Linked DNA regions of Homo sapiens: region 2 is linked to region 1. A link is an interaction called in ENCODE POLR2A ChIA-PET data of the cell type or tissue named here. Cell type or tissue: Caco-2. All regions are shown on one strand. Links, peaks and the distances in the headings refer to the core of each region. The heading gives the core; the rest is flanking DNA.

The links. Peaks named below come from ENCODE experiments on the same cell type or tissue, not always from the same donor. Only the 100,000 strongest peaks of a DNase experiment are listed, where the experiment ranks them.
Region 2: POLR2A ChIA-PET joins it to region 1 with 7 read pairs; 2 of 35 experiments call an interaction of 5 or more read pairs at or near these places.

The regions. Positions count from the first base shown.
Region 1 is chr11:70,583,889-70,589,260 of GRCh38, reverse strand. The region is part of intron 17 of SHANK2 (SH3 and multiple ankyrin repeat domains 2); the gene reads left to right. Among named protein-coding and RNA genes, the nearest start is that of SHANK2-AS1, 40 kb to the left of the region's middle. RefSeq lists enhancers at 4,051-4,591, 5,143-5,372. In Caco-2, for the core only: no CTCF peak of the experiment used is centred there; no DNase peak of the experiment used is centred there.
Region 2 is chr11:70,533,547-70,538,918 of GRCh38, reverse strand. All of the region lies in intron 17 of SHANK2 (SH3 and multiple ankyrin repeat domains 2), which reads left to right. Among named protein-coding and RNA genes, the nearest start is that of SHANK2-AS1, 90 kb to the left of the region's middle. RefSeq lists an enhancer at 1-403. In Caco-2, for the core only: no CTCF peak of the experiment used is centred there; a DNase peak (open chromatin) is centred at 2,958.

The sequences.
Region 1 (5,372 bases), core at 234-5,233:
CAGCTTCAACTTAAAGTCACCAGCTGTACTAGCCCCTCACAAGGGAGTCAGCCTGTCCTTTGAATCTTTGAAACCAGACATCGATTTCTCCTCTCTAGCTATGAAAATCCTAGATGGCATCTTCTTCCAATAGAAGGCTGTCTTGGCCGGGCGCAGTGGCTCACGCCTGTAATCCCAGCACTTTGGGAGGCCGAGGTGGAAGGGTCATGAGGTCAGGAGATCGAGACCATCCTGGCTAACACAGTGAAACCCCGTCTCTACTAAAAATACAAAAAATTATGTGGGTGTGGTGGCGGGCGCCTGTAGTCCCAGCTACTCGGGAGGCTGAGGCAGGAGAATGGCATGAACCCGGGAGGCGGAGCTTGCAGTGAGCTGAGACCGCACCACTGCACTCCAGCCTGGGCGACAGAGCGCGACTCCATCTCAAAAAAAGAAGGATGTCTTGTCTCAATTGAAAATCTGTTGTTTAGTGTAGCCACCTTCATCAATGAAGTTAACTAGATCCTCTGGAGAACTTGCTGCAGCTTCTCCATCAAGACTTGCTACTTTGCCTTGCGTGTTTACGTTACAGAACACAGCTTCTTTTCTTAAACTTGATGGAAGTTGCTAGCTTCCAACTTTTTTCCTGCAACTTCCTCAGCTCTTCAGTCTTCATAGAATTGCAGAGAGTTAGGGCCTTGCTCTAGATTAGGCTTTGGCTTAAGGGAATGTTGTGGACAATTTGATTTTCTATCCAAACCAGTTAAAACTTTCTCCATATCAGTGATATGGTTGTTCCAGTTTCTTATCAGTTGTGTGTTCACTGCAGTAACACTTTTAATTTCTTTCAAGAGCTTTTTCTTTGTATTCACAGCTTGGCTAAACTGGTGCAAGAGGACTGTCTCAGCTTTCAGCCTATCTCAGCTTTTGACATGCCTTCCTCACTAAGCCTAATCATTTCTAGTTTTTGATCCAAAGTGAAAGATGAGTGACTCTTCCTTTCACTTGAGCAGTTAGAGGCCATTGTGTGATCATTAATTGGCCTTATTTCTTTTTTTATTCCCTTGGCATGTGAAATAAGAGCTATAATCAGCCTAATTTCTATATTGTTGTGTCTCAGGGAATAGGGAGGCCCAAGGAGATGGGAAGAGACGATGGACCAGCCAGTTGATAGATCAGTCAGAACACACAACATTTATCAGTTAATTTCTCTGTCTTATATGGGTACAGTTCATGGCACCCCAAAACAATTACAATAGAAGCATCAAAGATCAGTCATCTCAGATCACCATGACAGATATCATAATACTGAAAAAGTTTGAAATGTTACAAGAATTGTCAAAATGTGACACAGAGACATGAAGTGAGCACATGCTATTGGAAAAATGGCACCAACAGATTTACTTGCCTCAGGCCAGGCACAGTGGCTCACACCCAGAATCCCAGCACTTGGGGAGGCCAAGGTGGGAGGTTCACTTGAGGCCAAGAGTTTGAGGCTGCAGTGAGCTGTGATCTCGCCACTGTACTCCAGCCTGGGTGACAGAGCAAGACCCCATCTCTTAAAAAAAAAAAAAAAAAAAAAACTGGACGTGCTCAACAATGGGTTGCCATAAACCTTCAGTTTGTAACAAATGCAGTATCCCCAAAGCACAATAAAGCAAGGGGTAATAAAACAAGATATGCCTCTGCATCTTTTTTATACCTTTTCTCTGAATGTCGGACTCGCTGTTCCATACCATTTTGTAACCTACCCTTTTTTTCTGAACATGTGGGGAATATTTTTTCCTGTCGGTAAGCACTGTCATCCATGCCTTTGATGGCTGCGTAGAATGCCCCAGACCAATTTCGTTTTTCCCTGACTCTCATGTTTACAGATGTACCCGTGGTGCCGCGACAGGCTCCTTTCTCCAGATCGCTCTCCCCGCTTCTCCCCTCTGCCCCATTAGGGCCTGTCTAGTTAGGGGTCCTGTTGGCCAGGCTGCCTTTAGAGAAAGCATTTAGAGGAGGGACTGGCAAGTGCATTGCTTCATTTCTTGGTGATTCATGTGGCGTGGCATCCCTGGACATCTGAGAGAACTGCTTTCATAAAGCCCGGCCCAGCTCGCCGTGGAACTCTGTACGGCAGTGGAAGTGACGCAACAACCCTAGTGTTGTGGTCGGGAGAGCAACACAGGCCCTCAGCAAAGGGAGTGGGCTGCAGAGGAGCCATGGGCTAGAGTGTGACCCCATTTTGTTCAACAAGAGCACTGGCATGTGTCTGTATTCCTGCATGTGCCCAGCGGTGCATGGAGAATGACCTCGAATAACAATCTTCGGAGTGACGTTTGAGGTCGTCTCTGGGAGAGGAGTGAGGTGGGGGAGGGAAGAGGGAGACTTTGCCTTTTCTGCATTATTTTCATCTTTCCCAGGAGTGACGTATTCTGGGATGGCGTCTCTAGGCTCTGCCCACTCTGGGGGGGTGAGGTACTGGTGTCCTTCCCCGTTCCGGGGAGCGGTACCCTCGAGACACCTGCCCACTCCCGGCTCCAGCTGCGAGCCGTGCTTCCCTCGCCATTCCCCTAGGATAAGGGTCAAGAGATATAAATAAGGGAAGGAAATGCTTTTTTCAAATTGCTAAATTTCTCATTGCCAGTTGGTTTCCACAGCAACGGTGCCAGAGGCTGGCGATCTGTACTGAGAGTCTGCGTCCCAGCATGTGCCCCTTGGCCAGCCATGCAGGGGCCGCCTCGGAGTTAGCTTCCGAGGTCTCTGTGAAGAGTAGTGTGTCCAGGCTGCCCAGCTCTGAGTGACAAGCTATGCAGCACCTTGGGGCCCTCCTTGCCACTAGCCCCGGCCACGCCTTAAGAGAAGCCAATAGGTGACCCCGGCCCCAGAACCTCCCTCATTCGCACCTGCCCCTCCTGCCCCCAGCAAGCCTTCTAAGGCGCAAGTGATCCTTGTGCCCAGCTTTTAAAGATTCTTCCAGAGGGTCCCTGAGGAGGCACCCCATTCCCATCTTCCTGATCTGCCCCCACTGCCCACCTCACAGCTCTCTTTCCTCAAGCACTCCTCTCTCCCTTGCTGACTCCTGGGCGACATTCAGTCCTGACAGTTACATCCTAGAGAAGCCTTCCCTGACCTTCCCCCTAATTAGAATAGCCTCCACCATGTTACACAACCCAGGGCAGGCACCTGTGCGATTCTCCAAGAAACTTCACCACACTCGTGGCTACTTGTTCAGTTGTCACTTGCAGGTTGCAAACTCCACAAGGTCAGGGTTGAATCGGTCTTTTTCCCAGCTGTCTCCCTATGGGAGGTTGTCATTAAACAGTTCAGATAGCTGTTGGATGGATGGATGGATGGAGGAATGGATGAAGGATGGGTGGATGGATGGATGGGGGGAGGATGGGTGGATGCATGGATGGATGGATGGCTAATTGGATGGACAAATGCATGGGTGGGTGGGTGGGTGGGTGAGCAAATGGATAGATGAGTGGTTGGGTAGTTAAGTGGATGGATGGATAGAGGATGGGTGAATGCATGGATGGATGGATGGATGGATGGCTAGTTGGATGGACGAATGAGTGGGTGAATGGGTAGGCAAATGGATAGATGAGTGGGTAGTGGGGTGGGTGGATGAATGGATGGAGGGATAGATGGGTAGATGGATACATGAAAAGAGAGATGGATGGATGGGTGAATACATGGATGAATGAATGAGTGGGTGGGCGGGTGGATGGATGAATGGATGTCTGGATAAAAGCAAGCCTGTCCTTATTAGGAACAAAGAACAGGGAATGATTCTGGTCAATTTGTGTTAAATGCCAGGTGAAATTGGAGAGTATTGCAGGGCAGTGTGGCCTGGGACTTAGAGCTGTGAGGACCTGGGGCAGCTTTACCGACTGGCTGCTTCCCCATTCCTCCCTCATGCTGTCCCTGCCCCACTCTGCCAGTCTGTTCTATTGTCACTGGTCCCAAATTCTCTGCTTCAAAAATCAGCCCATCCAGCTGGCTCTACTGGTCATCCCTGCCCCATTGGCAGTGCCCTTTGCATCAGCTCTTGGCTTTAGCCCCTGCCAGCCAGTGGATGGACCACCTGTGATCAGGAGCCCACCCTCGAGTCAGGCGGTCTCCCAGGGCCCAGAGCCTGGCACCATTTCCCTTGAGCCAGAGTGGGCGTGCTGTGGCCTGAGCTGTGCCAGCTCAGAGGGGCTGCGAGGCGGTATTCACCATGCCCCCACACACAAAATCCAGTGCATCCAAGCCCCTGGGGTGGTAGCCACGGAGCTCAGGGGCTTGTCCTCCAGCCCTTAGGCCTCTGCGTCTCCGCTGACGATCTCAGGCACCAGCATGCACCAGACCGTGCCAGCACTGCCACTCTTTTCAGAACATGTAGTGGAATGACACAAAACAATTGCCTTCAGGGACTTGCTTTCCTGGATCCTTTGTCAGGCAGGTCCTGTGTACCGCAGTGTTTTAAAATGTAGGTTTTATTATTATTCAGGTATGGCGAGACCAACGGATCAGGGGGACAGCTGCTAACTCACTCTTCCCAGGAGGTAGGGGAGGCCATGCCTTGGGGGCCATTCAGGGAAGCACAAGGTCCATTAGGAGGCAGAGGGAGAGGGGGGAAATGTGGACAGGAGCTTTACCATGATTTCTGCAGGAAGGAGCAGACTAAGTAGGCAGTGTAAGTGGGTTTAGCGTTGGCAGCTGGAATCATTTCAGAGCTCTGGGGCCTAGGGCCTGTCCCTGGCTGTCCGGTACCCAGCCCTGGGGTGATGGGGGCAGGGTTAGTGGCTGGGAGCATGGGACCCGGATAGAGGAGGGGTGGGGTGGCCTCTGTTTTAGTTGGTTAGCATTTGAAAATCCAGCTCTCAGGTGAGCTGTTTACTTTCTCTAGGAATTGCCTGATTCTTGAGGGGCCATCCCTCCAGGGTCAGCAAAACCCTGGATGCCAGAGCATCAGAAAGAGAAAATAAAAGACACAGATGATAGGCCTGTCACACGGGATCGGAACACAGACTCAGCCCTGCATGTGATTCGAGCGCCAGGATGCCTGGCTTAGTAACTACCTCCTACCTTCGGACTCACCAGACCCGCAAGTGTGCCCTTGATCCAGGCCCCACTCTCAGAGCTGGGGACACATCAGGGGCCAACCAAGGGCAGAGTGGAGCCAAAGCGCTGGCAGGTAGACCCGAGTCACAGGCAGCCATCACGGCCGATAATTGAATGGCTCTGGGGGTCGGCCGGGGATGAGACCTTGAGGAGCATGCTCGCGGTGGCTGCAGAGTCATGCACGGTGGTCAGGCCATGCCCAGAGGTTAGAGGGAAGCAGGAGGGCTGTGCAGCTGGGCTGAGCAAGCTGCAGAGAGTGGCAAGGGAGAGAGGGGAGGCATGGCTGGGCCAGGCCG
Region 2 (5,372 bases), core at 162-5,161, 50 kb after region 1:
CAGTAGCCAAGGCTAATGGAGGGGTGGTTGATGGTGAGGCTGGGGGTGCCCCTGAGACAGCACTCAGGGCTGCCCCCAACACTCAGCCCTCCCCACCGTCTGTGCGTGCCTCCCGCCCCACCCAGTGCTTTCTCTGTGTGGAATGGGGCTGTTCCCTGGAGGCTCTGCCCCGGGGGCTGTTCTGCCCCCTGGCTGGTGGATCTTATCTCCCCCTGGAGCAGGCAGAGCCCCAGGGAACCAGCACAGACTCCACCACTGACGGAGCAAGAGTGACAGCCACCTCCTCCTCCATGCATTTCCTGCAGCAGACAGGTTAGCCCCACGTTATCCTGCTCCTTCCTCCTGACCAGAGCTTTACTCTGACCAAGGGCCAGGACACTGCATGGGACAGTGGGAGCCACCTCCTTAGCACTGGCTCAGGGGAGGACGCATCCCCAGAATACCATATGAGCCATGTGCCACCTGTGATTTTGCCCCATCCAGAGCCTGGCACAGAGGCCTAGCGTGCAGTCCACAAGAGGCCTGGCAAGCAGTGTCCACTCCACTGTGCATCCTTGGCCAAGCCCCTCGGGACAAAGGCGGTGGCCTCAGATCCCCTGGTCCCTCCGGGTCACTGTCGGCTAATTCTGGGGGAAGGACTGGCAAGGCTGTTTGGAAGAGGTCAGCGCCCGGGGACTCCGTGTGGGCTGCTGGCTATGTCCACAGGCAGGGCTGCAGGAGCCCCCGGGTGGGGTGACTCAGCTTTCTGGCCTTACCCAGGCCTCAGGCTGGGGAGGTGACAGTGACCGCCTGAATCCCCACTGGTCTCTGCCCCTCATCTCCACCGCTCGCTACTGCCCCGTGGGTGTGCTGGGCCCAGGATGGTCACGAGTGTTCAAGGGTAACGCCCCTCTGCAAGTGAGTGAGCTACTTTGAGATCACTGTTTTGTGACACTCATGGGGTCTCTCGCTGCCCTCTCAATGTAAATCCAGCTAGGGCAGGTGACTGGCCAGAGAGTTCCTCAGGGCACGTGCCCCATAAAATGCCTCCTGGAAGACCCCCCACGGGCCTCTGTGACCTGCTGCAGGGTTGACGTCGGCTACACCAGGCCTGGCCCCGCACACACGGTCCCTGTTGCCAGCAGAATGTCGAGGGTCCCCTCCGCAGAGCTGACTCGTGCCTCTGCAGGACTGAGCCAGGGCCCAGCCGCCTATTTCTTCACTTTGTTGGGTGTGTTTGAGTGGCCTGGGCTTGCCACAAGTGGCTACAAACGGGGCAGCTTCAAGCAAGGGGAATGTGTTCCCCTACAGTCCTGGGAGCCAGAAGTCAGACAGCAGCCTCACAGGGCTGCAGCCAGGTGTGGCAGGGCCCCGTGCCATCCCAAGACTCCGGGGAGGAGGCCTCCTGCCACTTCTAGCTTCTGGGGGCTCCCAGCGTTCCTTGGCTTGGCTGCATCCTGTCTCTGACTTCATCTCCACATGCCCTCTCCCAGCTGTGTGTCTCCTCCTCTTCTGTCTCTTACGAGAACACGTGTCATTGGATTTTAAACCACCATAAATCCCGGGTCATATTCTGTTGAGAAACATAATTACATTTGCAAAGACTTTTTCCAAATAAAGTCATATTCACAGGTTCCGGGGACTAGGACATATCTTTTGGGGGCTGCCATGCTGGCCCTGGGGGCTTCTTTCCTAATGAGCATCCTGGGGGGAGGTTTCCCTCCTCCGCTTCTCAGGCCTAAATTCTGGAGGGGCTGTTGGGGACACCCCTGCAGGGGACTCTGAGAGGGGGGCGCTCAGGGAACTTGGCAGATCCTTTCAAACTAGGATCTCAGTGTTTGGGAGGCCCTGAGGGAGCAAAAGGAGCATGGGCAGACCGTGCCCCCACCCCTCCCCAGCCTCATCTGGGGAACCCTCTTCTAGCTGACGTACGACACAAAGCCCAACACTCAACACGGCTCAGAAAATGCTGTTTATTTCCTGGAGTAAGAAGGGTCCTCTGCTCTGTCCTCACCCCATGGTTCTCTCCTTCACCAAGAGACACTGGGCTGGGATGAGCTCAGACCAGCCATGTACCACAGCTCTTGGAGAATGGGCACCCATGCAGTGGAACACTACTTGGCCATAAAAAGGAAGAAAGTGATGAGACATGCCACCTTGTGGGTGAGCATGGAAGGGGTGACACTGAGTGAAAGAAGCAGATACAAAAGGTGGCACGGTGCACGGTTCCATTTTCACGAAATGTCCAAGACATTGGCTCAAGAAGTGAGAGCCAAGCCTGAGGTGTCTGACCCCAGCTGAAGGGGAGCCACAAGCCTGAAGCCCAGGAGCTCATGGGAGACACTGAGTGTGGGAATCGGGTCCCTGGGAGTGGGCCCTGTGCCCACCGCAGCCATGTGGGTGCAGACACAGCCTCAGGATCGGCCGGCCATTCTGCCTCTCGGGTTCACCAGAGGCCACAGCTGGGCCTCATGGGGACAGCTCGCCAGCCTGGGTGGGGACAGCCCTGGGGTGCACAGCCACACTTTGCTGGCTGTGGAGTGGCCTCCAGCCTACAGAGCCGGCCCACACACTGACGCAGCTCCGGTTTTATTTTAGACCAAGCCTCATCTCAGCTTGGTCCAACGGAGTTGAACTTTAACAAACAACAAGCGTGATGAGCCCGCCACACCCCGCCACTTACAGCTGGCCCAGCCCCTGGCACTGTGAGCTCCGCTCAGACCACACAGGGCAGGCTCAGCACAGAGCCGGGCAGTGAGGCCAGGGTAAGGAGGTCTCCTGGGTCGGTGCCTCCAGCAGACCTGGGTGGGCTTCAGCCCAGGGTGAGGGCCCCCAGGGGGCAGGCATGGTGCTGTCGGTGGCTGGGGCCTGGGGGTGCAGGTGTGTCCACGTGCCTTGGCGACAGTGTGTGCACCTGCAGAGAGTTGGGCCCTGTAGGGCTGGTCTGGCTTCAGGCCCAGCCCCCACGCAGCCCCCTCAGTCAACCAGCCTCGGGTGAGCCACATGTCCATTCTGGGCTATGTGCCTTTCCTGGGGTCTCCGGCCAGTCACTGCTTCCCCCACAGCTTACCAGGCCCTGACACCTTCTTCTCAGGCTCCCAAGCTTCCCAAGTGCCTGGGCCCAGCTCCCTGCCAGCGGATGGCCCACCCGAACCTCTCCTGCCCCGTGGAGCACAGGGACTTCCCACAGTGCTGCTGGGTGGCCCTGCTGCAGGGCTGGCCTCGGTCCCCCTGGGTGGCCATCCTCCTGCCCAACTGTGCAGCCCTTAAAGGCGGGGCCAGGAGTTATTCATTCCCCAGCGTCTAGCACAACACTTGACCTCACAGAGGCAACCTGACAGACATGAGATGCACCAGCAGACAGAAGGACGGGGAGATGGACGAACAGACAGATGAATAGACTGATGGATGATGGTGAATGGATGAATAGATGGACGGACGGACGGATGGATGGATGGATGGATGGATGGACGGACGGACTGATGGTTGGACTGATGGATGATGGCAGATGGATGGATGGATGGATGATGGATAAATGGATGGACTGGTTAGACTGATGGATGATGGCAGATGGATGATGGTAGATAATGAATGGATGAATGGAAGAACAGAGGGATAGAGTGATGGATGGACTGAATGATGGAGGATAGAGGATGGATGGAAGGACAGATGGATGGATGGAGTAATGGATGGATAGAGCGATGGATGGACTGACTCATGTGGGAAGATGGATTAGGTGAGCAGATGGATGGAAAATGGATAATAGAGGGTGGGAGGGAGGAAGGTGTTCGTGGGAACCATCCCTGGTCATGAGCACTACTTCATGTGCCTGCCTCACCTGCCCCAAAGCCAGTCTTCCCTCCAGGTCAGCTCTGCCCTGTTCAACATGGGTGGGAAGCAGAGTGTGAGAGCTGAGGACCACCCTGACCAGGGTCCTGGAGCCATGGCTCCTTTGTCAGTGTTTCCCCAGCCAGAGGCACTATCCACATCTCCTGCCCCTGCATAGCTAACGAACTTGACTATCCTCATCTCTGTTGGGCCGAAGCAGCTTCATGGCCTGACTGCACTCTCGGTGAGGCAGACAGTCAAGGGAAAGACCGTCATGCAGATCGTGAGTCCCCACCTCGCCATTGTCCTCTACATCCCTCGGTCTGTGCAGTAGTGTCTGAAGCGTCACCTGAACTGATGAACTGTGTCACTGTCATTTATGGGAAGAAGTGACATGCTAGAGTGAAGCCACCAGTTTGGACTCCCCAGCAGTCTTAGGACACTGTCATTCTTTCATCCAGCTGGCATTTGTTGAAGCCAGCCTGGCTCAGGGGCAAGACCACAGACTGCAGACCAGGACACCTGGGGCCTTGTCCCAGCCCTGTGTCCTGCCCTGGGCCCTCCATGGTGGCTTCTGTCTGTGAATGGGGACAGCACCTGCCTCCCAGGGCTGAGCAAGGACTTAGTGAGTTACTGCCTGATATGGTTTGGCTGCATCTCCACCCAAATCTCATCTTGAATTGTAGTTCCCATAATCCCCATGTGTTGTGGGAGGGAACGAGTGGGAAGTAATTGAATCATGGGGGCGGTTACCTTCATGCTGTTCTCATGATAGTGAGTGAATTTTCACAAGATCTGATGGTTTTATAAGGGGCTTTTCCCCCTTTTACTCAGCATTTCTCTCTCCTGCCGCCATGTGAGGAAGGACGTGTTTGCTTCCCCTTCTGCCATGATTGTAAGTTTCCTGAGGCCTCCCCAGCCATGCAGAACTGTGAGTCAATTAAACCTCTTTCCTTTATAAATTACCCAGTCTTGGGTATGTCCTTAATAGCAGCAGGAAAACAGACTAATACACTGCCCCTCTAGGGCAGCGCCTAGCAGATACTGGCCTTTACTCCTCCTTCACCAAGAGACACTGGGCTGGGATGAGCTCAGACCAGCCATGTACCACAGCTCTTGGAGAATGGGCACCCATGCAGTGGAACACTACTTGGCCATAAAGAGGAAGAAAGTGATGAGACGTGCCACCTTGTGGGTGAGCATGGAAGGGGTGACACTGAGTAAAAGAAGCAGACACAAAAGGAGACATGGTGCACAGTTCCATTTTCATGAAATGTCCAGGACAGGCCGATTGGTGCTTGCCTATGGCTGGGGAAGGGGAGAGTGAGGACTGACTGCTAATGGGTAGGGGGTTTCCTTGTAGGGGGATGAACTAGAGGTGGTGCTTGCACAACACTGTGAATGTACTAAATGCCATGGAGTCGCACACTTTAAAAGTGTGAATTTTACATTATATAAGCTCATCTCAATTAAAGAAATATGCATGTCCCCCAAAAAGCTGATGGGAGCCAGTCATTGGGGAACAGAGGGGCACCCAGCATGGCTGCGGCAGAGGGAACGCCAGG